2 separate regions of the Mus musculus genome follow, and region 2 is linked to region 1. The links are chromatin loops, found by intact Hi-C in ENCODE. Cell type or tissue: gastrocnemius. All regions are shown on one strand. Each heading gives the region's core, and the rest is flanking DNA. Links, peaks and the distances in the headings are about the cores only. Region 1 overlaps Ppil6 (peptidylprolyl isomerase (cyclophilin)-like 6). Region 2 holds the start of Zbtb24 (zinc finger and BTB domain containing 24).

Region 1 (16,516 bases), core at 3,491-11,490:
ATGGCGGCATCGTATGGATGAAGATGAGTTTCATCTTCAATGTAAAAGTGTTGTATAAACTCCTGTTGGCCCCGGAGGCATTTTCTATTCTCCTCTGTCCAGAATAATCACTGTCCCATGCCTGGGCCCCATATCTTTATTGCACGCGCTGGACCTCAAGGAGAGAGATGTACCCATTTCTTCCGAGGTTAAGCACTTCTGGGGCAGCGATTTTACTTCCTCATGATGTCAAACCTTATTTCAGTCCCGTGGTTTAACAGTGGTAGGTTGGGATCCAGAAAGGCCTGGGGCTGATAGCATCCATGCCACTGGCTGGTGAACCTGTGCGGTCATGAAGCCTCATTGACATTTCAGTAAAATAGGTTTTGTCAACGCTCGTGCAATAAATGAGAACTGCTGTTTTATTAACTTTAACTAAACCTGCTTGATTTTTAACAATTCCTTTCACGCTACAATTTCTTAACGGGAAGTACTAAGAATTTGATTCCAAAGTTCCTCAGCATTGTCTGTTTCCTGAGTCTTGACTTTAGTTCTGAACATTGAAGTTCTATCCTTTCCACATACCCCTACCAGTCTGCCTTACTTACTTGAATGTGCGCAAGCACACGCAAACACACACACACACACACACACATACACACACACACACTCAGTTCTTTGCATGGAAAACCATGTCTTTCTCAGACCCTCTTCCACAAATGCACACAGTAAAATGCACCTCATAAATGGAGACAAAGAGTGCATTTAATTCAGAAATTAATGCAACAGACATTCTATGTACATATTATTATTATTATTATTATTATTACTACTACTACTACTACTACCAGATTCTATCGGTCTCTGATTACAATAGTTTAAAGATTGCTTTTTAAGTTATTCTCTTTTCTTCATTATGTTAAGAGTCTCAAAAATGGTAAGGATTTTTTTTTTGACAGCAGAATTCTAAAAGATGGTTTTTAAAAACATATTTTAAGAGATGAGATTCTGGAGTTGGCCAGTCGGGCTGTAGAATTCTTGTCAAGCTCTGGTGTGTGGGTTTAGCAGTTGTTTCCTTCTGTCATTATTTCCCCTTTCCCTGTAGGAACTGAAGGGTGAAACCTGGGTCTATTCCTCCTATGTGATGTGTTTTGTTAATGATCAACTCCTGGGTAACGCATTTGATCTGAAGAAGTGGGCCCAGAAGGTGTGGGATGTGATCGATGTCCGGCCCTCCGCTCTGTATGAGGCGCTGACTCTGGACTATGCCACGAAGTTCTTAAAAGACACCAAGGCAAGTTACACAGATTTCTAATAGTATTGGTTCGTCATCAATCGTTGATATATTCACAAAGTAGATACATGGGACAAGGGATTAAGGTGTAATCCCCAGGGACCTTATTAAGGCAGTTGCAAAGGATTATGGGTTCAGGGTTTGGCTGAATCTTTGTTATTATATAATTATTAAATATTCTAGTGATTACTATTATTAAATATTATCAAGAATCTTTATATCAAGGCATGTGTACCACGCTATGCTTCAGTGATATGTAGGTTCTGGGGGGTTGAACTCAGGTCATCAGGCCTGTATGGTAAGTAAAAGATTTACCTGCTGAGCCACATGTGTGCAGGCACCCTCAGAGGCTAGAAGAGGGCTGAAATGAAAGGCTTTTGTGAGGCCCTTGATGTGGGTCCTGAAAACTGAACTTGTGTCCCCTGGAAGAGCAGCCAGTTTGTTTCATCTCTGAGTCATCTCTCCAGCTCTGGCCCTGAAATATTTTAATTAGTATTTTCTAACAGCTACGTGAGAGCTACTGCATTGAGATGACATCTGAAGTATGAAAAGTGGGAACTAAGATTAACAACCAGCACCTGAGGAGTTTAGCTGAACTACAGGATGAGGGCAGTTTAAAGCAGGAAAGAATTGGCAACAGCTGTAGCGGCAAAGATTGATAGGAAGCATGAGTTTCATCAGAGACAGACAGACAGACAGACAGAGCAGGGAAGGATGGTGTCCCAGTCTGCTTTCTGTAGTAAATGCCATGACCCAACAACAACTTGGGAAGGAAGGGATTTTGGTCTATGGTCCATCTTCAAGTGAAGGCAGGGCAGGAGCTTGAGGCAGCAACCAAGAGGCAGGAACTGATGCTGGCCAGCATTGTGGAGGGATGCTGCTCACTAGCTTGCTCCCCCTAGCTCGCTCAGCTACCTTTCTGTACAGTCCAGGATGGCATTGCTCACGTTGAGCCGGGTTTCCTCCAGTGATTAGCAATTAAGAAAACACCCCACAGATATGCACACAGGCCAATATGATCAAGGCATTTCCTCATGTGAGGCTCCATCTTCCCAGGAAGATGTATAGGTTTGTGTTACACTGACAAAAACTTATCCAGGACAAAGATTTAAAAAGAAAAAAGAAAAAGGAAAAAGACCTTTGATGTAGTAACCTCTGCTCATGCTGGCCTGTGCCCACAGAATGACCCACTGCTAGGACCTGAGTTGGCAGAGGCAAAGACTTTGTCTCATGGACCCTTGTTTAACTACTGCCTTGAACAGGAATGAAACATATTGGTACCTAGTGTTGGGTTGAATAAACAGTGCATTCAGAGAGACAGGAGTCCGGAGATACACAGTGTTCCCAGGAGTGTCAGTAGCAATAAGGAGAGAATGAGAGCCTGAGCCACAAGTCTGGGTGTTAGCGGTGTGACGCTACTGTGACTGCCTCAAGAAGCCGGATGGCTATTGCAGTGCTGCTGACACTCACCGTTCACAGGGAAGCTGGGGAAATGGCTTTAGAGACCAGTTAGGAAACAAGGGAGGTCAAACACCAGGGAAATGGCCAGCGCCATCCATGCCAGAGGAACGTGTAGCCAGGATGCCACCCCAAGTTCATCAGGCACGAGTCGTGGGTTCAGGCTGCCACCCTCAACATGGAGAGTTGGATCTTTACAATACGTCCTGAACCCCAGGACTTCAGAGCACTTGTCTGGCAAGTCTAGGCCATAGGTCTCTAACCTGCCTGCCTCTCACAGGGTGAGAAGAGGGAGAACTAGGCCCTTGAACATTCTAGCAGTGCTTATAAAATAACACTGGGTCGTTGCCCAGATAGGAAGGATGATTAGATGTTACATAGATTCGGAAACCCAGCAGCAGATGCTAAAGAAAACAGACCAGCCTATGGTTTACTGTCCATTCTAAACCAGAGGTTTTTGTTTTGGTTTGGTTTGGTTTGGTTTGGTTTTTGGTTTTTTGAGACAGAGTTTATCGCCCTGGCTGTCCGCTGTCCTGGCACTCACTCTGTAGACCAGGCTGGCCTTGAACTCAGAAACCCACCTGCCTCTGCCTCCCGAGTGCTGGGATTCAAGGCGTGCGCCACCACTGCCCGGCTGATTCCCAGATTCGTGAGGAAGAAGACAAATTATGCACTGCATTAACTAAGTTAACTTTCTGTTATACGACAGTGATGGCCAAGTCTGAAATACACTCCAGTAAACGTATGGCTGACCCTAAGAGAAAAGGGGGATAAAGACTAAGGTATTCGTTTTGGGTGTCTTTTTATTTTGTTTTGTTTTTGAAACAGTGGGTTACTCCGTAGCTCAGGCTAGCCTGAAACTCACAATATAGCCCAGTTTGTCTTTGGATTCACAGCACTCGTCCTGCCTCAGCTTCACAAATGTTGGGATTACAGACAGGAACCTTCATGACCAATTTTGGATGCCCTCTTACAGGGCTAGGCAAGGCCTCAGAAACAGTTGTGTCTGCGGGAAGTGCTGCATCATGTGACACGAGAGGACTGTAGCTCAGGAGAGGGTGAATGAAGAGAACCAGAAAGCATATCCCCTTCTTGTTCCTGCCTAGGCTGCCAAAGCCACAGTGGCCTTAATTTCCCAGTCGGAATGGGTGTGGCTTGGCTCTCGCTGGTCTCCACAGTCTCTGAAAATCCAGGACACACAGTAACCAACTCCATGACACTCACTTGGATCTTTTCCCAAACCTACTCAGAAGAGTACAAAAGAATCCCTAGTTTGTTCCTTTCCCCAGGAGGACTGTCCCCTGTTCTTTTCCACTCTGAGCTCTGGACTTTGTGACCTGCTAGGCCATGGTAAGTTAATACTGTTCACTACTGAGAGGATTTTTAACTACTATGTAATGTGGGTTATAAAGACTTGGTAAAATAAAATTTAAAATTCTTTTAAGTCATTAATTTTACTGTTGAGTTTTCTACTGGTATTATGGCTTAGCTTGTATTTGCTGTATTGTGGTTAAAATCTTATCACTGAAAAGAATGCCTTATTTTTTTTTTTAACATTTCTAAAACTTTCTTACACAACGTTGACCTGCATTATTTTTTCTCCCTAATTTTAATAGCATGATTTTGTGTACTTGGACATTTGTATTGATCTTTCTCCAATTGGAAGACTGATTTTTGAGGTAAGAGAATTTTGCTATCTTTTTCAAATAAGTTTAAGGCGTCTGTAATTGATGAGTATGGAGTAATCTTTGAAACCTTTCATCTTTATTTTATAGCTGTATTGTGATGCATGTCCCAGAACATGTACAAATTTTCAGGTCTTGTGCACAGGAACGTCAGGATTTTCTGAGAGAGGCACAAAGCTTCATTACAAAGATTCGATTTTTCATCGAGTAGTTCAGAATGGTTGGATACAAGGAGGAGGTGAGCTGAAAACTAAAACTAAATAAGTTCCCAGACTTTCACGCATTTACCTTTAGAGAGTTCATAAAGACTTAGGCCTGGCCTCCAAGTTGCCTCTACCTCCTGAATGCTGGTATTAAAGGTGTGCACTAACAAACCTGGCTGGATCTACTTGTGTGTGAGGGTGGGTAGGGTGCCTGCAGGTTTGTATGCACATGTGCAGAGGCCAGAGGTCAACCTTAGGTACCATTCCTCAGGAGATGTCTGTTGAGATGGGGTGTCTTACTGTGATTGGTGCTTGCCAGTTAAGCCAGGGTGACTGGACAGTCAGCTCCAGGATCCACGAGATCTCCAGCATATGCCAACCTGCTTCCTTTTTCTGTGGATGGTGAGGATGAAACTCAGGTCTTCAGAAAACACTTTACCATGTGAGCTACCGTCCCAGCACCTAGAGAATCTAGTTTTATTCATGTTCAAAGGAAATTGAATAGATGGCTCTGTGGTGAAGAGCACTTGTTCTTGCAGAGGACCTGGATTCAATTCCTAGCATTGAGATAGCAGCTCACAGCTGACCATAACTCCAGCTCTAGAATGAACATAATACATAGCAAAGCACACATATAAAATCGATATTTGCTGGGCATGGGGTGCATGCCTTTAATCCCAGCACTGAGGAGGCAGATTTCTGTGACCTGAAGGCCATCCTGATCTACAAAGGAAGTTCCAAAACAGGCAGCATTGTTACACTGAGAAACCCCGTCTTGAAAGAACTTTCCCCATTTTGTTTGCTCAGTTTAATCTTAGCAGTCCTCGGAAAAGCAAAGTGAAACCCAAAGAAGTAAGTCGATCTGTGTGAGCATTTTCTTTACGTTGTGACCATATGATAATTTAATATTTCTCAAAGGTTTTCCATTATAACGTACTGAATCGATAAACATGGAAATGATTGCAGGCTAACATGAAGTGATCATCGAGTGTTTTCAATTGGGCGCCTTACTCTAGATGTAAGATGTAAGCAGAATCAAACCTAAGGCACCTGCTCTTTGTCGCCACTGCACTCTGATCTGGCTGTTGTCATTTCTTAGATATAGTACAGGGGCGCGGAGACGACGGAGAGTCTATTTATGGACCAACGTTTGAAGGTAGGTAGCTTTCAAGTTTGTCAGTCATGGTAACTGATTATTCACACTTAAAAGAATTCAAATAAGACAACTGGTGATAATATCTAGTAGAGACGAGAGTTTAAAACAGTGCTACCCTTCAAACTGGAGATGTTTTTAAAGTGTAGCTTTGTCTTACTGGCACTGGAGATGTAGTTGAGTTGGTAGTATGTCTGCTTGCCTAGCATGCATGAACCATGGGATTAATCTCTAGGCCACGTCAACTGCGTATGGTGGATCCTGCTTGTAATCCCAGCACTGTTGAGGTAGAGACAGGATGATCAGGAGTCCAAGGTCATCCTCAGATATGTAGAATTTGAAGCTAACTTGGGCTACATGAGACTGTCTCAACTGTCTCTTGGTCCAGCCCACAGAGGCTTTGTCTATACATTCACTGGCCTGTTTCTTTAGGACAAATCCCAGTGTACTGAATAGTTTCCTCTTATTGTACCAGGTGGTAGGAATGGTATTAAGGATTACTAGAATGGTGGCAAAATGCCAACAAAGCCAATTTGAAGAGGCTATCACTCATCAAAGATATGGGAATTTGACCTCCAGAAAAAATAGCAATTGCAATTGGTTGGAGGCCAACATATATTTTAAACCCACGACTTCAGAATGATACTGAATTATAAAATAATCTAACTGGTTCCCTTTGGAGGAATGATAGAAAAAGAGTTCATTATCTTGGGGCTAGAGAGATGGCTCTGTGTTTAAGAGTGCATAGTGCTTTTAGCAAGGCTCTGAATTTGTTTCCCAGCATCCGTATCAGGTAGCTCTCGGCCACCTATAACTCCAGCTCTAAGGGATCCAGTGCCCTCTTCTAGACTGCATGGATACTCTCACACACATGCACATATACATGTATTTAAATAAAAATAAATATTTTCTAAAAAATTATCTTGAAAACTGAGGTAAACATCTATTTGTCCTCTGTGTGAAATATATCAGTCTATAGATAAAGAGAAGTATCTAAGCTAGATATGGCCTCACATATTTAATTCCCAAACTTAGGAGGCAGAAGTAGGCAGATCTCTGTGGTCAGCTTGTTCTACATAGTAAGTTCCAGGATGGCCAGCGCTACATAGTGAGATCTATCTCAAAAATAACATTAAGATAGATACATATTTAGATAGATACTTAAATGGATAGACAGACAGATACTAAATGAAAGAGAGAATCTCTTTATAAAGTATTCCAGAGGCTGGAGAAATGGTTCAGTGGGCAAGAGCACCTGCCGCCCAAGCGTGAAGACCTGAATTTGGATTCTAGCACCATAGAAAAAGCTGGGCATGGTCGTATGTGCCTGTATCACATGTGTCCCAGGTGGGGGGTACTGGGGCTTATGATGGCCAGCTTAGTTCCAGGTTCAATAAGAGACCCTGGCTTAAAGAAACAACTGAAGAGTGGTAGAACAAGACACCCAGTGCCTTCTTCTGTCCCTGTCTTAGTCACTGCTCTGTTGCTGTGAAGAGACACCGTGACCAAAGCAACACTTACTGAAGAAAGCATTGACTTGGGAGCTTTCTTACAGTTTCAGAGGGTTAGTCCATTATCATCACATTGGGGAGCAGGTAGCAGGCCCAGAGAGAGGCACTGGGCCTGGCATGGGCTATCAAAACCTCAAAGCCCACTCCCAGCAACACACCTACTCCTACAAGGCCACATGGCCTAATCTTTCAAATAATCTATGAACTGATGATTAAGCATCTAAATATACCAGTCCATAGGGACAATACTCAGTCAAACCTCCATAGTCCTCTGTAAGCTTGTACACAGGTTCAGGTACCTCTACCTCTCCCCTCCTCCCTCCCCCTCCCCCTCTCCCCCCTCCCCTCCCCCCTTTCCCCCCCTCTCCCCCCTCCCCCCTCTCCCCCCTCCCCCCTCTCCCCCCTCCCCCCTCTCCCCCCTTTCCCTCCCTCCCTCTCCCTCCCCACCTCACCATAGTTAATAAGTGAGAAAGAAATACTACAGTAGAATAGCAGCTCCTTCTGACCACGGAGAGACATAGGTGTGGGCCTTTGTTGCATTGGCCCCTCTGAACATCACAAAGACAAAGACAGCAGAAATTCTGTGCCTCTGTTGATCTATTGAAAGGCTGCACTACCAAGGGGTGGGGCAAGCCCCTGCATTCAGCTATAGTCAGTTCCATTACAGTGTGATGTAGTCCAAAGAAATCTCCTTACTGGGGCTGGTGAGATGGCATAGCAGTAATAGTGCTCACTGTGCAGCCCAGGCTAGCTGTGTTCAGCCCCTAGAACCCATGCTAGAAGGAGAGGCCAGTTCCAAAATGTTGTCCTCTGACCTTTACATGCCTTGTGTGGCACATATGCACACATATACAGACACACATATTTTAAATCCTTTACAGAAAGCATACTCTCTCTCTCTCTCTCTCTCTCTCTCTCTCTCTCTCACACACACACACACAGAGAGAGAGAGAGAGAGAGAGAGAGAGAGAGAGAGAGACTATTTTACATCCTTTTACAGAAAGTATCAGGGGTGGAGAGATGGTTTGGTGCTACAAGCACGGGCTGCTCTTACAGACAGCCTTGGATTGCATCCCAGCACAAGTGCCTGGAGCTCCAGCTCAGGGGATCTAATGCCCTCTTGTGGCCTTTGTGGATATCAGACATACACACAAAATCAGACCAGAAAAGGGCATCAGATCCCTTTACAGATGGTTGTGAGCCACCATGTGGTTGCTGGGAATTGAATTCAGGACCTCTGGAAGAGCAGTCGGTGTTCTTTACCGCTGAGCCATCTCTCCATCCCTTGTCCTTAAGTTTCATCAGTGGCATATTAAAGCACAAGAGACGGCTGGATGAGTAAGGCACTCAAGGACCAGATCTCAGATCCCTAGCAACCCTCATAAAAGCTGGACTGTCTTGGCAGCCTTTCTCTGATTTAGCACTAAGAAGGCAGAGACAAGGGATTGTCAGGGCAAGCTGGACAGCTAGGCTTACCCAATCAGTGAGCTCTGGGTTCACTGAGTTACCTACCTCAGTATATATAGTGAGGGTTCTCACTTGCCTCAACCTCTGGCCTCTGCATACAGTTTTATGTAACTACATAACTACTATAATAACTATAGGCTTTGCCTTGAAAACTACTGTTTGTAGAGGTGGGTCTGTGAAGAGTTCTGTGAGTCAGGCAGGCCTTGGAATTGTAATCTTTCTTCCTTAGTTTGAGGCCCAGCTATCTAGGTAGCTATGTGTTAACTAACTAAGCTAGCATTGAACCCACCACCTTCTACATTCCAGGTTAGGTACCTGACCGCTGAGCTAAATCACCAAGTCAGAACCTTGTAGTCAGTGGATAACGACTTTGTCGTGCCCCACTTGATTTAGTACATCTGAACTTGGAGGCTGTTAGCCATGTTTCTGTGCCGAGCTATCTGACCAAAGCATTTAGGGGAGGGGAGGCAGGGCTTGTTTGGCTCACAGCTGGGAGGTGTGGTCCAGCATGGCAGGGAAGGCGTGGCAGTAGCAGAGAGGTAAATTTGATGCTCAGCCCGCCAGTGCTGTCGCCTTGAGAGTGACTACTCCCTGTTCAGTTAAACCTTTCTGGAAACGTCTCCTGGACACTCCCCGAGCTGCATTTTCAAGGTGATTGAAAATCCTGTCAATTTGGCAATGAGGTTAATTATCACAGTAACAAATCTGGGGACGAGACTTCTAAAAATGGTAGCCTCCTCGGCAGCTCTGTTCTTTTCCCGGGTAACTTTACACATCTGCACGTATACACCCCAAGCCATCCATCCCTCAAAAGCCAACCCACAGGAGGCTGGAGGTGAAAGTGGCCTTGAGTATGAGAGGCAATAAGCACAGACTGCTTTCTTTATCATAAATATGGAGGAGCACGCCTGAGACAGTAATGGGACGGGGGTCCTGCTCACAGAGGACAGGAAGCACCGTGTAAACTGTAGAGACTGGTGACTCCACTGTATTTAAGGGCTGTGACAGAGCTCTGTGTAAGAGCTGCAGGCGGGCCAGACCCGTGATGGATTTCAGAAAGGCTCATGCTGCTCACATCAGTTGTCTGAACGAAGCTGCACTGCTGAACAACCCAGGCACTCTGTTGCCATTTACTGTGAGCTTCGCGTATGCCAAGAACAGTAGTTTTTAAGCTGTGTAAGCACAAATGAGCTAAATGTTCAAGTAGTAGTTCTAGTAAGAGTTTACAGCTTTAGAAAAGTTTACTTAAATATTTGAAAGTAATTTAAACTAATAGGGATGTTTACAGCTTGGCGCGTGACAGCGCCTGTTACCAAGGCTTTCTTTGTTCCTTACACACTGTAATTGTTGTAAACAATACAGATTCTTCAGTGACCTGCTGATTATTCTTTCCTAGATGAAAACTTCTCGATTCCTCACAATAAGAGGGGAGTTCTTGGAATGGTCAATAAGGGCCATCACACCAATGGGTCACAATTCTACATCACACTACAGGCAGCTCCCTACTTGGATAAAAAATATGTGGCTTTTGGGTATGTATATGACAGGTTTTTCTGTATTATAGTCATACATATAAAATGTTGCCCAAAATATTTGCATGATTATTGTACATAGTCTATGATTAGCCAAAGATAGGGTTAAAAGCAAAAATAATAGACACATTTAGCAATAAAGAGTTATAACCACCTTGTTATCCATAAAATACAGAAACTAGGACTGGCAAGATGGCTCAGTGGGTAAAGATGCTTGCTGCACAATTCTGATGATATGTGAGTTCAATTCCCAGAACTCACATAAAGGTAGAAGGAGATCCAACTTCATAAAAATTGTCCTCTGATTTCAGCACACGTACCATGGTATACACACCACGCACATGAATCATACACACACACATACACACACACACACACACACACACACACACACACACACACACACATACACACACACACATACACACACACACATACACACACACACATACACACACACACATACACACACACATATACACACACACACACACACACACAGACACACACAAATTTTTAAATACAGGAATTAAACACAGCTTTGGTAATGATCTGTCTACTCATCTATCTGTCTTTCTATATGTATCTACCTACCCATGTATCTATAATAATTACTGGACTATTAGTAAGAAGCCCATTAGGCTGTGGGCCACCGTGGGTAATGGATAGACTTTCCATGTCCCCTGTGTTCTGTTCTCTGCTGGGCCCACGAGGACGCAAGCAGCCTGTCTTTCCCGTGGTGCTGTGGATCATTTCTGCAATTCATGAATGACTTTCATATCACTGTCCACTTCAACTGAATAGGCCTTTAATTTAATGCTTTCTGTGGAAAGAGTAGGAAATTAATGTTCTTCCAAAAGCTTCCAGAGGTAGCTTTAATTAGATGACTTTTCATTCATAGACTCAGAACTTAAAATAATGAGTTGTTTTCCATTTCTCTCACACCAATCAAGTATTCTGGTTTTAGAATTCTCTCTCTCTCTCTCTCTCTCTCTCTCTCTCTCTCTCTCTCTCTCTCTCTGTGTGTGTGTGTGTGTGTGTGTGTGTGTGTGTATGTTTTTTGGCTTTTTTTTTTTTTGGACAGGGTCTCACAAGAGACCCTTATTATGTAGCCCTGGCTGTCCAGGAACTCACTCTGCAGACCAGGTTGGCCTCACACTTACAGATCCTCCTGCCTCTGCCTCCCCAGTGCATGTCCTAAAGGCATGTGTTGAAAATGCATGCTTGAATTAATTTTATATGCAAATAACTTTAACTCTTCTCGGATCATTTAAACATCCTCTTTCATCTTGCCGATGTCCCTCACCCCTCTACCCCATTACAGCCGCCTTTCCCAGACACAAATGGGACCCCATAAAACTGCAATGTGCCCATTACCACCGGCCCCTGCAGGCATGCACAGCGGACAGCCAGTACGGCACTCCTCACTGACCCTCATGCCCCACACCCTTTCTCAGCCATCAGTTTTGCTATATTCGTGATTCATTCAGTAAGAGTCTTATGGGCTACCTGCCATCTGCTGTTACTGATGGTTAGAGTGACAAGACACAGGCCTGACTCTCAGAGACATTAGACCCCACAGAAAGAACCCCACCAAAAGCAAAGAAGCAAAGAAAGCGCAGGGCTGCATCTGCTCTATTTGGAAGGCTTGAAGTGGGTTAAGATTACATCCCCAAGTTCCAGAGTACAAGCCAACATCAATCCTTCTGATCCTTCTGTGGAAAGATTCCTTGACTGTCCTTGGGGAAGAACCCATTTACTGTCATCGCCACTCTTGGCCTCAGGGAGGCAGTGTGTCCCTTTTATTGTTTCAGCTGACCTTGCCCCTGAACTCTGGAAACAGTAGTTTCAGTCAGGTTGGAATATCTCCCCAGGACCCCACAGAACACAGAGGTAGCTGGAGAAAAGTAATAACAAACTAGGCAACTAGTCTTGTTGGAGGTGGATGAAATATACCTTCCTGCCCAGGGAAGCTACTGCTTCCCTGGGATCTAACATTTCAGCTTCTGGAAGCCCGCGTGTGGTTAGCAAGGCCTGGAGAACGGAAGTTTCTTGCCTATCCAAGGCAAGTCCTCTAGTGAGATGACGTTAGGACTGCCTACCAGGAGACAGTGCAGCAACCCACAGCATGGCCTTGCCCAGGGTCCCTCATGGGGAAAGAATTAAAACTGTAAGCTTGTAAGATCTCCATGCATACACAGGGTAGAAGTGTCGGGAAGAGTGAGTTGGAAATGATGCTGGGGTCCAGTCCCAGAGGGTTGTAGGTGGGAAGGGACAGGAAAAGCTATGTGAGCTAAAGTGAAGAAGAACATTAGCCACACAGAGGAAGAAGAAATTACAGTGAATCAAATCAATTTTTAGAATGAATAAGGAGTGCTTACAATGCCCTAAAGAACAAGAAACAAGCATGCCTACAGCTCAGCTGGGCTAGCTAGAATGTGAAGCCTAAGGGAGAATAGAGATAGACTGGAGAAATGGGATAAACAAGGTCTATTGGGCTGTAGGTGCTATGCATGCTTCAGGGTGTGGACTTTTTCCAAAGATGACGAGGAACTATGGAAGACTTATAAATTCTGAGCAACTTGAGTGGCTCATTGAGAAGATTTCTGTAGAAGTCAAGAGTAGACAGGAAGAGAATGAGAGTGTATCGAGTCCAGTTAGGAAGGTCTAAGTCATGAGAGGTACAGATGAAACTCTTATCTATAGCACAAGCAGTTCAGGCAAGCTGGGAGGGAGGGAGCAAATGCCAATGATATTCAGGTTACAGTCATGGAGTTTGATGACTAAAGATGTTGAAGGTGAGGGCATAGCAGGGTCTGGACCAGTGTTGTACTTTCTGAAATGATGGCAATTTATAGTCTCCACTGCCCTGTTCAGCAGCAGGTATCAGACACCCATGGCCACTGAACACGTGAAATGTGACCAGAGCGACTAAGAAAACATACTTATTTGAGAGAGAGAGATGCTGTGCATGCTGATGCCAGAAGAGAGCATTGGATTCCTGGCTGGAGACTTAGAGGTGGTTGTGAGCCTTCCAGTGGGAGAGAGCACTGAACTCTGGGTCTGTGCAAGAGCAAGTGCTCGTAACTACTGAACCATCTTTTAAATCCCCAGTTCTAAATACATTTTGATACTCACCTATTGTCACTGCTAGGTCTATAATAACTCCTAGGGTTTCAGAACTGGATAATAAGGAGATGGTATCATCCACCATGAGTGCCACAAGAGGAGGATTTACAAGAGATCAGTTGAGGCTGGCTAAGTTGCATTTAAGATTAGTACCTAAGCCAGGTGTGGGGAAACTAGGGAAGAGATGTTTAAGCAGCTCAGGGCTGGATGTACATCTAGAAGCAGTCTGATTGGTACCTGAGCTGAAGTCAGTCCCTAATGTCACCACCCTCGAACAGTCCCTGGGCTTCGCTCATCTTGTTCCTTTCTGTCTCCCTTCAGTCTGATGAAATCCTGTTCAAGGATTAGGTCCTAGATTGTGGCAGATTGTGGCTTCTTGAGCCTCTGGCACATTGTGAACAACTTAAAGCAGCGACTTGGTCTTGCATATCTTGTACCCCAATCCTCATCCCAGTAGAGGGGCACATTCAGACTGTGTGAGACCTGATTGGAAAAAGGCTTCCTGCCTTCCCTCATTAGACAGTGAATCTGCATTTATCTTCTGCTCACATGGACTTGTGTTGACGTTCGTCTTCACCCATCTCCTCTTGCTGTCACAGCTCCACAGACTGGGCAGTCTAAGAGCATGGTTCTGGGCATCCGGGGAAGGCTTGTAGACTGTCATAACATGGAGATAACTAACTCAGTCCTGTGAAAACCACGGGCCGTTCATGAGGGCAGATCCCTAATGATCCGGTCACCTCTCAAACCGCCCCCCTTGGAGGGAGCATTTAAACAGCAACCTGTGTTGGGGCTTCCAATTGGGGTGACAAAATGAAGCCCAGATGCAGATGAAGAGGATACATGTGTGCTCATGGTTGGCACTGGTCACATCTGTCAGGGTTTATATAATAGAACCTGTCCCCACTCCTGTCTGCTACTGATCCAACCCAGGCAATGGCAGAAGACACTAGTCTGTGTCTAGGCCTGTCTCCATGCCTTATTCTGATAGGTTTGTTTGTATGGGTTTTTGTTTGGTTTTGCATATATGTGTTACAAGTTTATGTTTGTGTAGCTATGTGCACGTGTGTTGATGCACTTGCTTGTGTCTGAATGTGCATGTGGCTTCCTGTCTCCACCATATTTTTAATTTTTTAATTAAATTGATCTAAACATCCAGTTAATAGGTAATGAGTTGCAGAACCAACATATCCCTATGAGAAGTTCACTTTAAGTGTGGTGATATCAATGGACTAAAAGGTAATGTTAGTCAGGGGGCTGGGAAGATGGCTCAGCAGTTAAGAGCTAGCTGTACTGCTCTTGCAGAGGACCTGAGTTAGATGGTCTAACTTTAGGGCCAGTGAGATCTGATGCTTCTGGCTTCCAAGATTCCCTGGGTACACACATGTGCACAAACCCACATAGGTATCTAAAGTTAATAAAGAGAAAGTTGGACGACTTGGATTTTGCATTGATTCTGCAATTTGACACCAAAGATATGAACAATGCAAGAAAAAAAAATAGGTGAATTGGGACTGCAACAACATTAAAACCTTGTGCATCAAAGGACACCATCAAGAAAGTAAAAGGACAACCTCAACAGCGTGGGATAAATAAAAAAATACCCCCTGGCACGGGGGATGCAGCCTAGGTGGCTGAGTGCTTGCATGTATACATGAGGCCCTGGGGGCCATCTCCAGCATCCCAGCACGAACCTGAAAGGCTTAGCTGTATTAGATGCATGCACCTACTTTTAGAGACACTCATAGACCCTGGAGCTCACCGGTGTGGCGTCAACTGGCTGGCCAAAGAACTGCAGGGATCAGTCGGCCTGTCTCTTCCATCACCAACCCAACTCTGGGGTTATACACATGTCTGCTATATCTGACTTGTATGTAAGCATTATTAGGGCTCCTAGCCTAGGCCCTCATGTTTGTGTGTAGGCACTTCACCAAGTGAGCCATCTCCACAGTTTTCATGCCACTGTCTTCTAGTGGAAGACATTAAAAGTCTAGCATCACTCAAGGGTTCTAGCTCAAGGCCAGCAAGTATCTGCAGAGGCCCAGACTAGCATGGGCTTGAGCCCTTATTCCCGTTCCCAGTGGGTGGTGGTTGAGGTGCCTAGTAGGTGCCAGACTTTAAGCAAAAGTATACCTCTGTCCTCAAGGAAGAACCAGAAGTTAACAAAAAGAAATAAATAGCTGGGCATGGTGGCGCACGCCTTTAATCCTAGCATTTGGGAGGTAGAGGCAGGTGGATTTCTGAGTTCGAGGCCAGCCTGGTCTACAGAGTTGAGTTCCAAGACAGCCAGGGCTACACAGAGAAACCCTGTCTCGAAAAACCATAAATAAATAAATAAATAAATAAATAAATAAATAAATAAATGATTTCCGGGCCAGTGAGGTGGCTTGGTGGGTAAAAAAAGCACTTGTAACACAAGCATGATGATCTGTGTTTGATTCCTGGACCCCATGGTGGGAGGAGAGAACCTCCTCCTCCTCAAAGTTGTCCTCTTACCTGCACACGTGCACACACACGCACACACACACACATATGCACATGTGCACACACACACACACCTGCACACTCACACGCACGCACACCTGCACACACACACGCACACACACCTGCACACTCACACGCACACCTGCACACTCACACATGCACACCTGTACACTCACACACACACACACACACACACTCATTCTCTCTCTCACACACACACACAAGGAGAGGGGGAGGGAGGGGGAGGGAGGGAGAGTAGTATTAAATTTTAATGTAAGAAAAACTCTTTCACCCTTATAAGCAGCACTAATGGTGAGGGGAACCTAGTATAAGTCTGAATGGCTGAAACTCTTTCCCAGGACTCTAAAGACTGAGATGAGAGCTGAAGGTAGGCCAGGAAATGGCTGGGCAGGGGGAAGGGGACGGCTATGGCTGGAAGGTACCAGATGGTTAAAGTACTGGAAGCCAATCTGTGTGGAGCAGATGAAGACATTCCTGAAGGGCAGGGGAAGGCAGAACAGGCAGGCTTGGTGGGGCACAGGAGGGTCTGGTCTTCATCTTAAGCTCCTGAGGAAATACTGAAGCCTTTCAAGCAGGGAGGTGGCATCAGATTGGTGTTTC
Region 2 (16,516 bases), core at 4,522-12,521, 55 kb before region 1:
TCAGAAGGCAAGGAGATCAAGAACAAGGGCGAAATCTTGGCCTTACTGAAAGCTCTCTTTCTGCCCAAAAGACTCAGTATAATTCACTGCCCAGGACATCAGAAAGGCAATAGTGCTGAAGCTAAAGGCAACCGAATGGCGGACCAGGCAGCCCGGGAAGCAGCCATGGGGACTGACACAAAGGCCTCCTCACTTCTCATAGAGACCTCAACCCCGTACACTCCAGACTTCTTCCATTATACTGAGACAGATATAAAGAACCTACAAGAGTTGGGAGCCACATATGATAGAGAGAAAAAATATTGGGTCCTGCAAGGTAAACCTGTGATGCCTGACCAGTTCACCTTTGAATTATTAGACTTCCTTCACCAGCTCACCCACCTTAGCTATCAGAAGATGAGGGCACTTCTAGACAGGAAAGAAAGCCCCTATTACATGCTAAATAAAGATAAGATCCTCCACGAGGTGGCGGAATCATGCCAAGCCTGTGTCCAAGTAAATGCCAGTAAGACTAAGATCAGGGCCGGAACACGAGTAAGAGGACATCGACCAGGCACCCATTGGGAAATTGACTTTACTGAAGTGAAGCCCGGACTGTATGGGTACAAGTATCTCCTGGTATTCGTGGACACGTTCTCTGGCTGGGTTGAAGCCTTCCCAACCAAACATGAAACTGCCAAAATAGTGACCAAGAAACTTCTGGAAGAAATATTTCCAAGGTTTGGAATGCCCCAAGTGTTGGGGACTGATAATGGGCCTGCCTTCGTCTCCCAGGTAAGTCAGTCGGTGGCCAAGCTACTGGGGATTGATTGGAAACTACATTGTGCTTACAGACCCCAGAGTTCAGGTCAGGTAGAAAGAATGAATAGGACAATCAAGGAGACTTTGACCAAATTAACGCTTGCAACTGGCACTAGAGACTGGGTACTCCTACTTCCCTTAGCCCTCTACCGAGCCCGCAACACTCCGGGCCCCCATGGACTCACTCCGTATGAAATCCTGTATGGGGCGCCCCCGCCCCTTGTTAATTTCCATGATCCTGAAATGTCAAAGTTTACTAATAGCCCCTCTCTCCAAGCTCACTTACAGGCCCTCCAAGCAGTACAACGAGAGGTCTGGAAGCCACTGGCCGCTGCCTATCAGGACCAGCTGGACCAGCCAGTGATACCACACCCCTTCCGTGTCGGCGACACCGTGTGGGTACGCCGGCACCAGACTAAGAACTTGGAACCTCGCTGGAAAGGACCCTACACCGTCCTGCTGACCACCCCCACCGCTCTCAAAGTAGACGGCATCGCTGCGTGGATCCACGCCGCTCACGTAAAAGCGGCGACAACCCCTCCGGCCGGAACAGCATCAGGACCGACATGGAAGGTCCAGCGTTCTCAAAACCCCTTAAAGATAAGATTAACCCGTGGGGCCCCCTAATAGTCCTGGGAATCTTAATAAGGGCAGGAGTATCAGTACAACATGACAGCCCTCATCAGGTCTTCAATGTTACTTGGAGAGTTACCAACTTAATGACAGGACAAACAGCTAATGCTACCTCCCTCCTGGGGACAATGACCGATGCCTTTCCTAAACTGTACTTTGACTTGTGCGATTTAATAGGGGACGACTGGGATGAGACTGGACTCGGGTGTCGCACTCCCGGGGGAAGAAAAAGGGCAAGAACATTTGACTTCTATGTTTGCCCCGGGCATACTGTACCAACAGGGTGTGGAGGGCCGAGAGAGGGCTACTGTGGCAAATGGGGCTGTGAGACCACTGGACAGGCATACTGGAAGCCATCATCATCATGGGACCTAATTTCCCTTAAGCGAAGAAACACCCCTCAGAATCAGGGCCCCTGTTATGATTCCTCAGCGGTCTCCAGTGACATCAAGGGCGCCACACCGGGGGGTCGATGCAATCCCCTAGTCCTGGAATTCACTGACGCGGGCAAAAAGGCCAGCTGGGATGGCCCCAAAGTATGGGGACTAAGACTGTACCGATCCACAGGGACCGACCCGGTGACCCGGTTCTCTTTGACCCGCCAGGTCCTCAATATAGGGCCCCGCGTCCCCATTGGGCCTAATCCCGTGATCACTGACCAGTTACCCCCCTCCCGACCCGTGCAGATCATGCTCCCCAGGCCTCCTCAGCCTCCTCCTCCAGGCGCAGCCTCTACAGTCCCTGAGACTGCCCCACCTTCTCAACAACCTGGGACGGGAGACAGGCTGCTAAACCTGGTAGATGGAGCCTACCAAGCTCTCAACCTCACCAGTCCTGACAAAACCCAAGAGTGCTGGTTGTGTCTGGTAGCGGGACCCCCCTACTACGAAGGGGTTGCCGTCCTAGGTACTTATTCCAACCATACCTCTGCCCCAGCTAACTGCTCCGTGGCCTCCCAACACAAGCTGACCCTGTCCGAAGTGACCGGACAGGGACTCTGCGTAGGAGCAGTTCCCAAAACCCATCAGGCCCTGTGTAATACCACCCAGAAGACGAGCGACGGGTCCTACTATCTGGCTGCTCCCGCCGGGACCATTTGGGCTTGCAACACCGGGCTCACTCCCTGCCTATCTACCACTGTGCTCGACCTCACCACCGATTACTGTGTCCTGGTTGAGCTCTGGCCAAAGGTGACCTACCACTCCCCTGGTTATGTTTATGGCCAGTTTGAGAGAAAAACCAAATATAAAAGAGAGCCGGTGTCATTAACTCTGGCCCTGCTGTTGGGAGGACTTACTATGGGCGGCATAGCTGCAGGAGTAGGAACCGGGACTACAGCCCTAGTGGCCACCAAACAATTCGAGCAGCTCCAGGCAGCCATACATACAGACCTTGGGGCTTTAGAAAAGTCAGTCAGTGCCCTAGAAAAGTCTCTGACCTCGTTGTCTGAGGTGGTCCTACAGAACCGGAGGGGATTAGATCTACTGTTCCTAAAAGAAGGAGGATTATGTGCTGCCCTAAAAGAAGAATGCTGTTTCTACGCGGACCACACTGGCGTAGTAAGAGATAGCATGGCAAAGCTAAGAGAAAGGTTGAACCAGAGACAAAAATTGTTCGAATCAGGACAAGGGTGGTTTGAGGGACTGTTTAACAGGTCCCCATGGTTCACGACCTTAATATCCACCATTATGGGCCCCTTGATAATACTTTTATTAATCCTACTCTTCGGACCCTGTATTCTCAACCGCTTGGTCCAGTTTGTAAAAGACAGAATTTCGGTAGTGCAGGCCCTGGTTTTGACCCAACAGTATCACCAACTCAAATCAATAGATCCAGAAGAAGTGGAATCACGTGAATAAAAGATTTTATTCAGTTTCCAGAAAGAGGGGGGAATGAAAGACCCCACCATCAGGCTTAGCAAGCTAGCTGCAGTAACGCCATTTTGCAAGGCATGAAAAAGTACCAGAGCTAAGTTCTCAAAAGTTACAAGAAAGTTCAGTTAAAGATTAACAGTTAAAGATTAAGGCTGAATAATACCGGGACAGGGGCCAAATATCGGTGGTCAAGCACCTGGGCCCCGGCTCAGGGCCAAGAACAGATGGCTCTCAGACGTCAGTGTTAGCAGAACTAGCTTCACTGATTTAGAAAAATAGAGGTGCACAGAGCTCTGGCCACTCCTTGAACCTGTGTGTCTGCCAATGTTCTGACCAGGTGTGTGCCCATTGTTGAACCTTCATTAGACCCTCTCCTCGTACCCCTCCCATACCCATTTCTTGAAAATAGACATTGTTTAGAACTAAAAAGTCCCACCTCAGTTTCCCCAAATGACCGAGAAATACCCCAAGCCTTATTCGAACTAACCAACCAGCTCGCTTCTCGCTTCTGTAACCGCGCTTTTTGCTCCCCAGCCCCAGCCCTATAAAAAGGGTAAAAACTCCACACTCGGCGCGCCAGTCCTCCGATAGACTGCGTCGCCCGGGTACCCGTGTTCCCAATAAAGCCTCTTGCTGTTTGCATCCGAATCGTGGTCTCGCTGGTCCTTGAGAGGGTCTCCTCAGATTGATTGACTACCCACGTCGGGGGTCTTTCAGATGAAGCCAAGACAAAGGTTTCTGATCAAGGCTCAAAGTTTAATATTTAGCACCGTATTTATATTGGGAGAGCCCACAGACCCATCCTTTGTTTCAGCAGAATTATGTTGCAAAGCAAGCTCAGCAGGCAGTCTGCTCCTGTAGGAAATTACTGTTGTGGCAGTGCAGAAGATGTCACCTAGGACCACAGAAGACCAAATGTGGCAAACACTTAAGGTCTATTTAGCCTGCTCAAGGCTGGAGGAAGGACACACAAGTTTGGATCTCAAAGAAAGAAGTGCTAAATACTAGGGTAGTGGTCCACACACTTATCAAGATGCTGTACACACAGAGGAGACTACAGTGGGACAAAGGATCTAATGAAGGGGTCTGGAGTATGGAGTTTGTATGAAAGCTTAAGAAATGTGGCTTACGGGAGGATTGTGAGTGATCGATTGCTTTTTCCTTGTTTTAGTTTCACAGTCTTCCTTTGTCCTAGATCTTAGACTGACATCAAGCTTTGGCAATCATGTTTTATCTTTCTCAGTGGGAATAACTTAAAATGCTGTTTAATTTTGAACTGTTAGTGTGTAAAATCAAAGATTTTTAAAAGCTATGTGATAACTGCAATAAATTATATGCACTGATGGAGGGCGGGGAATTTGCCTTAGGGTTGGAAGAGTGTCTTTCAGGCTATATAGAGCAACCACTAAACAACTTTACAGTGTTCTGTCTGGAGTTCAAGAAGCAGCAAGACCAATCACAGAGCTGTTAAGACTCTCTGATTCCTCTTTGGGGATAGAAAAGGGGAAGGGGTTTCTGAAGCGTCTCTCTGAGATGACCTCAAAGACGCTGCCCTGTGAGTTTTAGTGTCTCAGCTGCCACTATTGTGAAGATGCTGAATCCAGCACAGGTGTAGACAACTGTCCTCTCTCTCAGGAAGATGTCACTGAGCTGAGCTAGGACCCGAACCCACATGGTTCCCTTTATTTTATCTCTTCCCACAAGATCACATCCTCTGAGTAAATGCATCTCTTAACAGAGTGCAGGGGACTCAAGTACTGGGAAATCGAATTTCCCAGGATGGTTTATAGCTCTGGCCAGTGCAGGTCCCTCACACACATGCAAATGCAGCTACACAGACATGCAGAGGTTTATATGGGAGAGGTACAGACAGGTCACCCACCGTACACATGACTGTGAACAGTGTGTCAGACAGTCTATTACTGAATTATTATGCACTATTGGATCAAATTCCTACACATTGCATTTTTTTATTTATTTGTTTGTTTGGGTTTTTTTTTCGAGACAGGATTTCTCTGTGTAGCCCTGGCTGTCCTGGAGCTCACTCTGTAGACCAGGCTGGCCTCGAACTCAGAGATCCGCCTGCCTCTGCCTCCCAAGTGCTCGGATTAAAGGCATGTGTCACCACTGTCCGGCCACAGTGCACTTTTGTTTTTGTTTTTTGTTGTTGTTGTTGTTTTGTTTTGTTTTACAGGATTTCTCTGTATATCCCTGGCTGTCCTGGAACTTACTCTGTAGACCAGGCTGGCCTTGAACTCAGAAATCCACCTGCCTCTGCCTCCCGAGTGCTGGGATTAAAGGTGTGCACCACCACGCCCGGCTCACAGTGCACTTTTAATTTTGTTAGATTTACTTCTTTTCTATGTATGAGCATTTTGACTGCACCACACGCATGCCTGGTGCTTCTGAGGTCAGAAAGAAACACTGACTTCCCTGAACCTGCAGTTACGGATGGTTGTGAGCAAACGTGACCAAGCACTTCAAAACTCAAAGGAATACACTATAGTGTTGAACACTTTAAATTTTATGATATACTTTTTACTTCCTTCTCAATTCACTTGAAAATATATTGAATTCAGTTAAGTGTATTAAAATTTCATATCCTGGAGATGAAAGGAAAGAAATTCAAACAGAATATCAAATATATAGCTGGGGATGATGTTTCTGGTTTGGGTTGGTTTTCTGCTTTTATAAATGAAGAACTGGGTAGAGAAAGATACATCTCCAGTTAATTTGGGGGTGGTTCAGAAAACAATTCTCTCCAAGGGGGTAACATCCAAATTAAATGACCTATCAGAATCAAGACATGTGAAATTGGGGGAAAATAATCAAAATTGAAAGTTCTTTTTTTAAAAAAGATTTATTTATTTATATAAATAAATAAATAGCTGTCTTCAGACACAGCAGAAGAGGGCATCAGATCCCATTACAGATGGTTGTGAGCCACCATGTGGTTGCTGGGATTTGAACTCAGGGCCTAATTTAGGAAGAGCAGTCAGTGCTCTTAACCACTGAACCACCTCTCCAACCCAAAATTGAAAGTTCTTAACCAGGATAAAAGACATTCCAAACACATCAAACCTGTGTTATGGTGTGCTGAGAGCCCTCAGTATAGAAGCAGGTGTACACTGTCTGTATTCTCAGGCACTCTTCCTGTCTGAATTAGATCTTTTTTTTTTCAAAGCCAATATATACCACTTGGGTGTAGTGCAGAGGATAGGGCTGGGAAATAGGAGTAGGAGTACTATCAGACTAGCGAGGAGGAAGATGAGGAGGAGGAGGAGGAGGAGGAGGACAAAGAGAAAGTGGGGAGGAGGAAGAGAAGGTGTGGCTATAAAGCTGTGCTGGTACTGTCCAACAGCACGATTATCCTTTTGTTCCTCTCAAGTCCCAGAAGTCATGATGGGCTTTGGACTACAGCTTCTTCAGCAGATATCAGCAAACCATCCTAGATCTCACAGAGGTTCTGTTACCTTCACTGCCACAGAAGACTTCCACTAACTGTCATCTGCCAGCTAATGATAAGCCTTCTCCTTTCTCCTGGGTCAAGTTCTCCACAGACCCAATCCATCCAGAGGCCAGGAGACAGGAGGCTCTGTTGATTTCTCTCTCTCTCTCTCTCTCTCTCTCTCTCTCTCTCTCTCTGTCTCTGTCTCTTTCAGGTGGGAAGGGGTAGAATAATGGAAATTAGATATGGAAAAGAAGGAGGAAAAATTCTGGATAACCCATTTATTTCACTATTTCCTCTATTAGCAATCTTACTCATAAAAGGGTATAATCTATGCTCTAATAATATTATCATCAATATCTTCAACACTCTAGATTTTTGCTATGAGCTGACATTTTAAATTCTTCAAATTTCAAAGTAATAAATATTTTGAGCATTTTAAATCTTGTTGGCTTTCATTTTATTAACCTACATCTTCACCTAATATTAACCTACATCTAGCTGTGAGCATCTCACATTTGGTTTGGCCACCTCAGCCTTGTCCAACCAGCCTTTTCTGACAGTCTTCCTCAGAGTGGTTCCTGGTGACCAGCTCCGAGTGACACTCTTACCGATAACCAGTTTCTCCTTTAAATAGCAGCTTATTCGATAAATTTGATCTAGTTTTGGCTCTGTGGAGTTTTTATTGCATTGTTTTTACTGCAATTCTTTCAGCAGAAAACCAAACAAAAACCTATGTGAAAGCAAAGTTGAAAGACTGACCCTTGTTCTTTCTGTCTTTTTATCATTATTATCATTATCATTATTATTATTATTTTCCTCTCGGTGCTGAGGGCAGAATCCAGAACCCAGTGCTCTATCACTGAACAAAATCCCCAATCCCACAACCACCCTTGTTCCTTCTGGAGTGCAGAAGTCAAGCAAAGCTCTCCTGGCATCCCACTCGGACGCCCACATATCTGACCGATTTCGAGGGAGCTCTGGATAGAGTGCACTAGATAACTCTGTAAAGATAAGGGGGAAACCACAGAGCTCATACCTGTGTGGTATGAGCTGCTTTTGTGAGACCCCAACTTAGAGCGTTTCTCCCTGGAAGGTAAAGCCCCTAGACGTTCCCCAAGCTTGTTTTCCCTGATCTCTAATGCGGAGACACTTAGGGAGACACTTCGTCCTCAGCTAGCTGATAATAAAACCTCTTGCAGTTTGCATCAGGTGTGGTTTTCTCTCGGGACACTGGGGTGCTGGCCAGCTCATCCCGGGACTTGAGCGGAGGCCCAGCTTTGGGGGTCTTACACTTTTAATAAAAACTAGTAAGAAAGAAAGAGTCCGGCTGGTAATTCCATCTTTAGTTTCCAAATTGTGGGCAATATAGATGGCAAATTTATAATCTGGAAGTGGACAAAGTAGAGATAATTAGGTACACGCGATGCATAAACGCTGAGCGGAAGCTGCTGGCACAGTTGGAGTAGGTCCGGAACGAATCTGAGCGGGACTTAGGAGCATTGGTCCGGAACACAGAGCCACAGCAGATCCTACCCAGGTTTTTATTTAGAGAACTCTCCCATACCCATAGGTCTCAGAGGGAGCGACACTGTCCTGAGACAACTGAAACCCTCAATAGTCTCTCAGAAGTGCCATAAATCTAAATAAAAACAGCGGTCGTTTCGGTCTTTTTAGCCAAGCCAAGCACTTACTAAGCTCATTCTAACCGTACCAGGTAGGTTAACACCTCCATTTTATGGATAAACACAGAGCTGAGGATGAGTAACTTGGGAAGGAAAGCGAGGAAGAGGATTCATTCAGGAGGTAAATATCTGCTGATTGAAGCCACCGCCGTCTTTATGCTCAGCATCTAATCAGCGGATGTGGTGTCTACTGAGGTCTAAAGGAAACTCAGCGGGGTAACTGGAGGTAAATTTCCGCAGATTGGCAGGTTTCCGCACCAGACCCTCCCTTTCCGGATTCCACAGCAAAGCCCGCCCTCGGGGCGGGGCTCCGGGGTCACGTGATGCTACGGCCCTTGTGCGCGCTTCCGGGTTGACAGACGCCGGGAGTCCGGAGCTACAGCGTAGTGGTGGCGGGGGCGGGGACCGGCGACAGGCCCGGTTAGTGCCCTCTGGGCAGCCGGGTGGGCTGACCGTAGCAAGTCCCTGCGGGGCGGCCCTGACAGGTAGGTCCGCGGCCGGTTGGTTCGGCCCGGGGCCTTGGGCCGCGGAACGTCCGCGGGACTCAGGCCCCAGGCCTGGGACGGAGCTCCGGGCGCCGCTGCTCAGAGCGGGGCCTCTGAATCCGCGCGTTATTTCACCGTAGATCTCCCTTGCGTGGGTTCGTTCCCATATTTCTCATATATGTTCCTATAGTCGAAACAGCTATTCCGTGTGTAGCATCGAGGCAGCACACCCCCAACTCCAACTTTGTGCCGCCACACTTTGAAAGTTTAATTACAAAGTTAACGGACCGGAGGGCCGTACAGACTTTTGAACCCGTTCTCTAATTTCCAGAGGAAATTCCCCACCGTAAGAGGTTATGTGGGTACTGGAGAGGCATCCAGCAGGGTAGCCGCAACAAGGGGAGGAACCCAAGGCTTGGCTTTCCAAGTAGAGTGTAGAAGGTGATAATGTAAAAAAAAAAAAAAAAAAAAAAAAAAAACTGGGTTGTGACAGCTGGAACACGAACAGTCTAGTTAGGCAATACTTCTTCCTAAATAAACATTGATTTTTTATTTCAGATTTAAGCCTCTTCAGAGTCTTCTGGAGAAAATGGCAGACACAACCCCGGAGCCTTGTGGGCAGCTTATGGTACACTCAGACACTCACAGTGACACTGTGCTGGCCAGTCTGGAGGATCAAAGGAAGAAGGGCTTTCTTTGTGATATTACTTTAATCGTGGAGAATGTGCATTTCCGAGCCCATAAAGCCTTGCTGGCCGCCAGTAGCGAGTATTTCTCAATGATGTTTGCGGAAGAGGGCGAGATTGGCCAGTCTATCTACATGCTGGAAGGCATGGTTGCAGACACCTTTGGCATCCTGCTGGAATTTATCTATACAGGTTATCTACATGCCAGTGAGAAAACGACAGAGCAGATCCTGGCTACTGCTCAGTTCTTAAAAGTCTATGACCTGGTAAAGGCATACGCAGACTTCCAGGATAACCATAGCGCCCCAAAGCCACCAGCTTTGAACTGCACTGGGACGCCAGTGGTGGTTATTTCCAATAAGAAGAACGATCCTCTGAAACGGAAACGGGGAAGACCAAGAAAAGCCAATGGTTTGCAGGAAGGGAGATCAGAACTGGCTGCAGAGGGAGAGCTGCAGCTGAGAGTGAACAATTCAGTTCAGAATAGACAAAACTTTGTGTTTAAAGAAGAAGACAGTGTCAAGCTGAGTGAGCAGACTCCAGAAGACAAGGAATCAGAGCCTGCTGGTGAGCCAGGAAGCGTGGAGGAGGTGCCTGCTGAAAAGGACGAGAACTTTGACCCCAAGGCTGGGGATGGACAGGAGAGCCAGAGTAGGTGCAGCAGGCGGAGAATCCGCAGGTCTGTCAAGCTCAAAGACTACAAGCTTCTTGGAGATGAAGATGACCAGAGTACTGCCAAGAGGCTATGTGGAAGAAAAAAGCGCTCCAGCGGTCCCGAGGCCCGGTGTAAAGACTGCGACAGAGTCTTTAAATATAGTCACTTCTTAGCAATCCACCAGAGACGCCACACGGGTAACTTCGATTTCCAGACGTGGTGCGATTGGTTGGGGAGTTTGGAATTGTGGTTGGGACGGTTGTGTTGTTTCTACATGGTAGACATGGCAATAAAGCCTTCGTGTTGTGTTTAGGTCTCGTTGTCACCTCACAGTAGGTACTATCTCCAGTGTGCAGATGAGGAGATGGTCTCCCTCTGTGCAGGCTCACCCATGACCCTTCAAGCCTGATTCACTAAGCAGTTCTTGCCTTTTGACTCATGACTGTTCCTCATCTTTGCGGAAGCATTCTCTTGCTCTGTTCTGTGGACATCTTTATAGTTTAGCCATCTTGTAAATATCTTCTGGGTGTCTCTGACTTGGCATTGGCCCTTGTGATTGAAGTACCTTTTGTCCTCTTCATGTGACAGATATGGTAGTCACTAACAACATACAGACCTTGTTTCCCTCTTACAGTAGCAGGCCTGGAACCCAGAGAGCATGCGCATGCCACCCGAGCAGTTACAGCTGAGCTGCATCCCCAGCCTCACGTAGACACTTTATCACTTGAATTATAGCTAGCTAGATCGAGAAACTGAGTTTCAATTTTGTTCCAGTTAACATAAGTTTTAATAACCACATAGGTCTGATGGCTACCATATTGGATAGTGCATCTCTCCCGGAAACCCTTGAGCTCTTTATTGAGCTGTCCAGTTCACCCTGTTTCAGGTCAGCTCGGGTTCTAATTGTCACAAGCTTAAATCTAAGTGCTAGTGTTTTAACTTTTATCTGTTCTCTTGCTGTCATGTGACTCAACTTGCACATTAGAACCTCAGGGAGAGCTACAGCTTCCTGCGTCCCACACCCAGGCTTCTGATTTACTTGTCTGGATCATCCATGTTTGAAGTTTCTCAGGGATGTAGGCCAGTTGATGGAGTGCTTACAGTATGTACAAAGCCCTGGCTTCCCTCCCCACACCACTGGGCAAGATGACGAAATTCAAGGTCATCCTTGGATGCAAGGCAGGCCTGGGATACATGAGTGAGAAAAGAAAGCTCCCCAGAGATTACGTATGTTGAAAACCTGAATTATGGGACTTTGAACAGAACAAAATCTCAAATACATGTAGAGCTGTAGTGGATTCTATTTTATTTATTTTTTTGTTTTTTTTGAGACAGGGTTTCTCTGTATAGCCCTGGCTGTCCTGGAACTCACTTTGTAGACCAGGCTGGCCTCGAACTCAGAAATCTACCTGCTTCTGCCTCTGCCTCCCAAGTGCTGGGATTAAAGGCGTGCGCCACCACCGCCCAGCTCTATTTTATTTCTTAATGGGATTCTGTAACTAATGGAGTCTAATAGTAGATTGCATTTTAGCTATTTTTACCCAAGTTGTACCTAACTTAAAACATTATATTGTTTAATAAAACTTAATTAAGGGAAACATCTTTAGACTCTTCAGTCTATCCCTCTTGGATTCTCAACGTTTGCAGTCAGCCTTAGAATGCGTGTTTCCTTCCTTTTGGAAGTCTCAGGTCCATTTGGTATCTATCAGGTACATCAGAACGCTGTCACTCCAGAAGACTGCGTTCAGCTACTTCACACTGTTTTGCTGCTGTGTCGCTGGTCTTCCTGCCCAGAACTGCTGCTGCCCCAGTTTCCCGACCTGACTTGTAGCTTCCTCACGTTCACCTGCAGTTCGTCATTGCTTTCTTTTCACTGTATTTTTCGGCCTCTGGGTTTGCTATTTCTACCTTTTTTAAAAAAAAGAACTGAAGTTTTTCTATAACCCCCATTCCAGGGCCTTATACTTCCTTGGACAGTGCTTAACACCTGAACTAAATCCCAACCCCAATCTAATTTTTGTTTCTGTTTGAGACATGACCTCATTATGTGGCAGTCTGACCATGAACTCATGATCTTCCTGTCTGAGCCTCCCAAATGCTGGAATTTCAGACATCTGCCACTTTGCCCCTTATCCCTGATGTTTTCTACACAGAGCTGTTTTTCCTTAGCTGTCCAGGTGTCTGTCTTCGCCATTAGAGGCTTCCCTTGGCTGTAACGACTTCTTTATTGTATGTGTATGTGTGTTTGCCTGCATGTATGTATATATGTATGTGTGTACACCATCTGTATGCCTGGTCCCCAGAGAGGTCAGAAGGGAGTATCAAATGGCCTAGAACTGGAGTTACAGATGGCTGGGGATCACCCTCTTGGTGCTGGGAGCACAACGAGGGTTCTCTAAGAGCAGAGCCATCTCTCCAGCCCCAAATGCAGTGGGTTTTTTTTTTTTTTTTTTCTAATAACACTTACTTAATCGTGTGCAAGATGAGGGCGCTGGAAGCTCTTGGTGTCTCTGTGTATGAAGGCATCCTGTGAAGCAGTGTTGGCACTGACAGGGACTTCCTCGTGACTGATGCCTGCCTCGGGCATCTGTGGCTCCTTCCAGGAAATACCCTCTACTCTCCTAGCTAGAGATGCTAGGCCTGGCTGCCAGGCCTAAGGAAGAGGGTTCTCCTTATCCCCAAAGAGATTCCGACTTTCCTTCCTGGCGGGTGCCACTCAACTGCCAGGTAACCCCTAATCCAGAGACCCTTTTACTCTCTTCAGAGAACAGTCTCCATCTTCCTTTGGTGGTTGGTGGGGAGACATTTGTCTTCTTGGTGTGTGGAATGGAAAAATGAGTATAGGCAGGTGTCAGCCTTCCCTTTAAGTCCCTTGTCCTTTACCCGCTCCACGAGTGGGACCATTCTGAAACCTTTAGAGGCCGAGTCTTACAGGTTAGGTTGCATCTCATAGCTGTCGCCTGCCAGCTTTGATTTCATCTATTCCACTTTCTAGACTTTTATTGCTGATAGCTCACCTATCTGCTGGACTTGGAATGTTTGCCCTAAATATTTATTTAACATAAATGATTCAGTATTGTATATTTTTAGTTTGGGAAGAAGAGAAAAAAATGCACAGGTCCTTGCTCACGTCATGCTTCCTGGGTTTGATTGCAGGGGAACGACCCTTCAAATGTAATGAGTGTGGGAAGGGCTTTGCTCAGAAGCACTCCTTGCAGGTCCATACCAGGATGCACACGGGGGAGCGGCCATACACCTGCACCGTGTGCGGCAAGGCGCTGACCACCAAGCACTCCCTGCTGGAGCACATGAGCCTGCACTCAGGTAGCGAACGGGGCTTACATTAGAAGGATACCAGGTTCCCATTCCAGCAGTGGGCATTTCTTGCATTTAAATAGTGTATTCTCAGCTTGGTGTCATTTACCACATGGTGTCACTGAAAGACAGGAAAATGCATCTAATATGCTGTTCTGAGCAGCAGCAGCCTTCAGCTAGACCGTATTACTGGCTCTTGCCATGCAGTGTGCATGTAAATGTTTTGCTTAAATGCTAGAGTTTAGAATTCTCTTTATAGTCCTCTGGGACCATTGAAACCTCCAACCCTAGCCCAGTCTCCACTGCTCCCTGTTGTCTGTCTGTCTGGCATCGTTCTGCACATTCTGACAAGCCACCTTTTGGGTGTGTAGACAGATCTATCACTCCTAGAAAGCGGGAACCTGGGCATTGTGGTATTTACCTTATTAGTATCCCAGTTCTCTTCAGTTTATTGGCATGGTTGAAATTTTATTTTCCATTTGGCAGGACAGAAGTCTTTTACCTGTGATCAGTGTGGAAAATATTTCAGCCAGAAAAGACAGCTAAAGAGCCATTATCGTGTCCATACAGGTACGATACCAATAAGGTGAGAAAATTCCATTGCCAGGGCAAGTGCAGATACAAAGTGTTTGTGAACCAGTACGTTCATCATACAGAGTGAACGAGTTTGAACAAACAGTCGGGCTAAGGAGGCAGCTCATTTAGTAGGGATGAGTGAAGCCATGGGTTCAGTCCCTAGTGCCACATACAACTAGGCATGGGACACACATCTGTTATCCTGGCACTTGATAGGTAAAAGCAAATGGATTAGAAGTTCAAAATCATCCTCAAGGTCCAGACCTGCCTGGGACGCCTGAGACTGTATCCAAAAAAAGGTCAAAGGGTGTCACGTTACTCTGCACTACATAAGATTCAATTTAATGTTTGTACTATAATTTTGGAACCAAATATAAAACAACCACAGAACTGCTATATCCAAAAGTGCTGCTTGCCCAAGAGGCTTCGGTTGATTGGCTGTTGTTAGTGTCACCTGGAAGGACATGCGTTACCCATGGCTTCTGATCTACTAAATGTCCTTCCTGTTCTCCTTCCTGCTAGCTAATAAGAATGGAAGGGAGTGGGGGAGAAACCTTTCACGTGCAGGTGAGCAGTCCTACGGGTGTCTGGAGAGAGGGTCTTCAGAAGGGTGAGGGGAAGCTCTCGGGGAAGGCTGCGCTGTGACACAGCAGGTGATAGAGTGCCGCATGTAAAGTGGTTATCTTTCAGCGAGTGCTTTATCACAAACCACTGGAGAGACGCAGGGAGAGCATGCATGCACTGACACTTTTTTTATCCTTGCGGCAAGGCCACTCACTACCAGAATGCAGCCACTGCCACCGAAAGTTTATGGACGTGTCCCAGCTGAAGAAGCACCTGCGGACACACACAGGTACAGGGCGCCACTCTCAGCCTCCACCATGCCATGCACTTGCTCTCCAGGGCTGCTGTGCTTACTGCCCGTGGGCTGCAAGCTTGCTTTATGAAAGTCAAAGGGAAAGGCTTGTGAAAATGGAGATCACCTGATGAGGGCTGTTCATAGGTGAACATTGGTTCATTTCACCGCACGGTGTCTGCCAGTCTGGTTCTGTGCCTCATTATCAGCCACTTGAGTACTGAAGGTGACAACAAGAATTGTTTAGAAAAGGAGACATACAGCAGACACAAAGGTATAGAATTCTCTGCTCTGTCCCCTGGAACCAACACTTACACCCCATGCATTAAGTCAGCGCCTCCCACCTAGGCAGGGTGAGCAGAAGGCAGTGCGCATTTTAAATTCACAGAAGTCACCTGCCTGTCTTGTACATTTTGAAAGGGATATGTGTTAAAAAATAAGCCTGTAAGATTTTTCCAAGGAACAGCTTCTATTAAGCTGGATTATTTAATAATTCTGTCAAGTTGTCAACTAATAATGTATATTAAAGCAGTTTAAGCCAGACAGTGGTAGTATAAGCTTTTTTGTTTGTTTGGTTTTTAGTTTTTCGAGACAGGATTTCTCAGTATAGCCCTGGCTGTCCTGGAACTCACTCTGTAGACCAGGCTGGACTCAAACTCAGAAATCCGCCTGCCTCTGCCTCCCAAGTGCTGGGGTTAAAGGCATGTGCCACCACTGCCCAGCTAGTATATGCTTCAATCTGAGCACTTGTGAGGCAGAAGCAAGCAGATCTCTAAGTTCAAAGCCAGCCTGGTTTACAAAGTGAGTTCCAGGACAGCCAGGGCTACACAGAGAAACTTTGTCTCAAACAAACAAACAAACAAACAAAAAGTAGTTTACTTTTAGACTCTTTGGACTTTGATTTTTAAATGCAGGTTAGTAATTCCCTAAGAAAAGCTAGTTCAGATTAATTGTTATTCAAGTGTCTGGGACTAGAAACACCCAAAATCCCAAAATGTTCCAAGTCACTTTTTGAGTCAGTGTGACACCACAGTAGAACGTGCCACGCCTGTCTTCATGGAATAGATCACAGTCAGAATTTATGCACACTAAAAGTACTGTCTAAAATTATCCAGGAAGTTTATGTGAAACATGATGAATTTTCTGTATAAACTTGATCCCCTCCCTAAAATGTGTGTGTGTGTGTGTGTGTGTGTGTGTGTGTGTGTGTGTGTGTGTATGTGTATGTGAGAGAGAGAGAGTGTATGTGTTTTTCTAAAATCTGGAGAAAAAAATCTGTTACATTTCTGATTCCAATGAGTTTTTCTTTAAAGCTTTTTTGAGATTTATTTATTTTATGTAGAGGTTGCCTGCGTGCATGTCTGCTCCATGTGCAGCTAGTACTCACAGAGACCAAAAGTTGCTAGCTGCCATGTGGGTCTTAGGAATTGAACTTGGGTCCTTTGGAAGAGTAATCAGTACTTTTAATCACTGAGCAATCTCTCCAAAGTGTATCACCTAAG

Evidence for each region. Hi-C counts contacts between places; a loop is a spot of excess contacts. Peaks named below come from ENCODE experiments on the same cell type or tissue, not always from the same donor. Only the 100,000 strongest peaks of a DNase experiment are listed, where the experiment ranks them.
Region 2: a loop joins it to region 1, with 2.2 times the contacts of the local background. A loop is called at or near these places in 9 of 42 quality-filtered maps.

What each region holds. Positions count from the first base shown.
Region 1 is chr10:41,497,278-41,513,793 of GRCm38, forward strand. It overlaps Ppil6 (peptidylprolyl isomerase (cyclophilin)-like 6), which reads left to right. Exons shown (of 8, transcript NM_028430.1): 3 at 1,085-1,273; 4 at 4,348-4,410; 5 at 4,507-4,654; 6 at 5,719-5,775; 7 at 10,147-10,282. Among named protein-coding and RNA genes, the nearest start is that of Cd164, 14 kb to the right of the region's middle. In gastrocnemius, for the core only: a CTCF peak has its summit at 8,403 (motif pointing left); a DNase peak (open chromatin) is centred at 8,378; H3K27ac peaks cover 970 bases.
Region 2 is chr10:41,441,605-41,458,120 of GRCm38, forward strand. It overlaps Zbtb24 (zinc finger and BTB domain containing 24), which reads left to right and starts at 8,754. Exons shown (of 7, transcript NM_153398.3): 1 at 8,754-8,926; 2 at 9,485-10,464; 3 at 13,424-13,591; 4 at 14,069-14,152; 5 at 14,928-15,011. The coding sequence starts at 9,516. In gastrocnemius, for the core only: no CTCF peak of the experiment used is centred there; DNase peaks (open chromatin) are centred at 8,261 and 8,748; H3K4me3 peaks cover 2,276 bases; H3K27ac peaks cover 1,729 bases.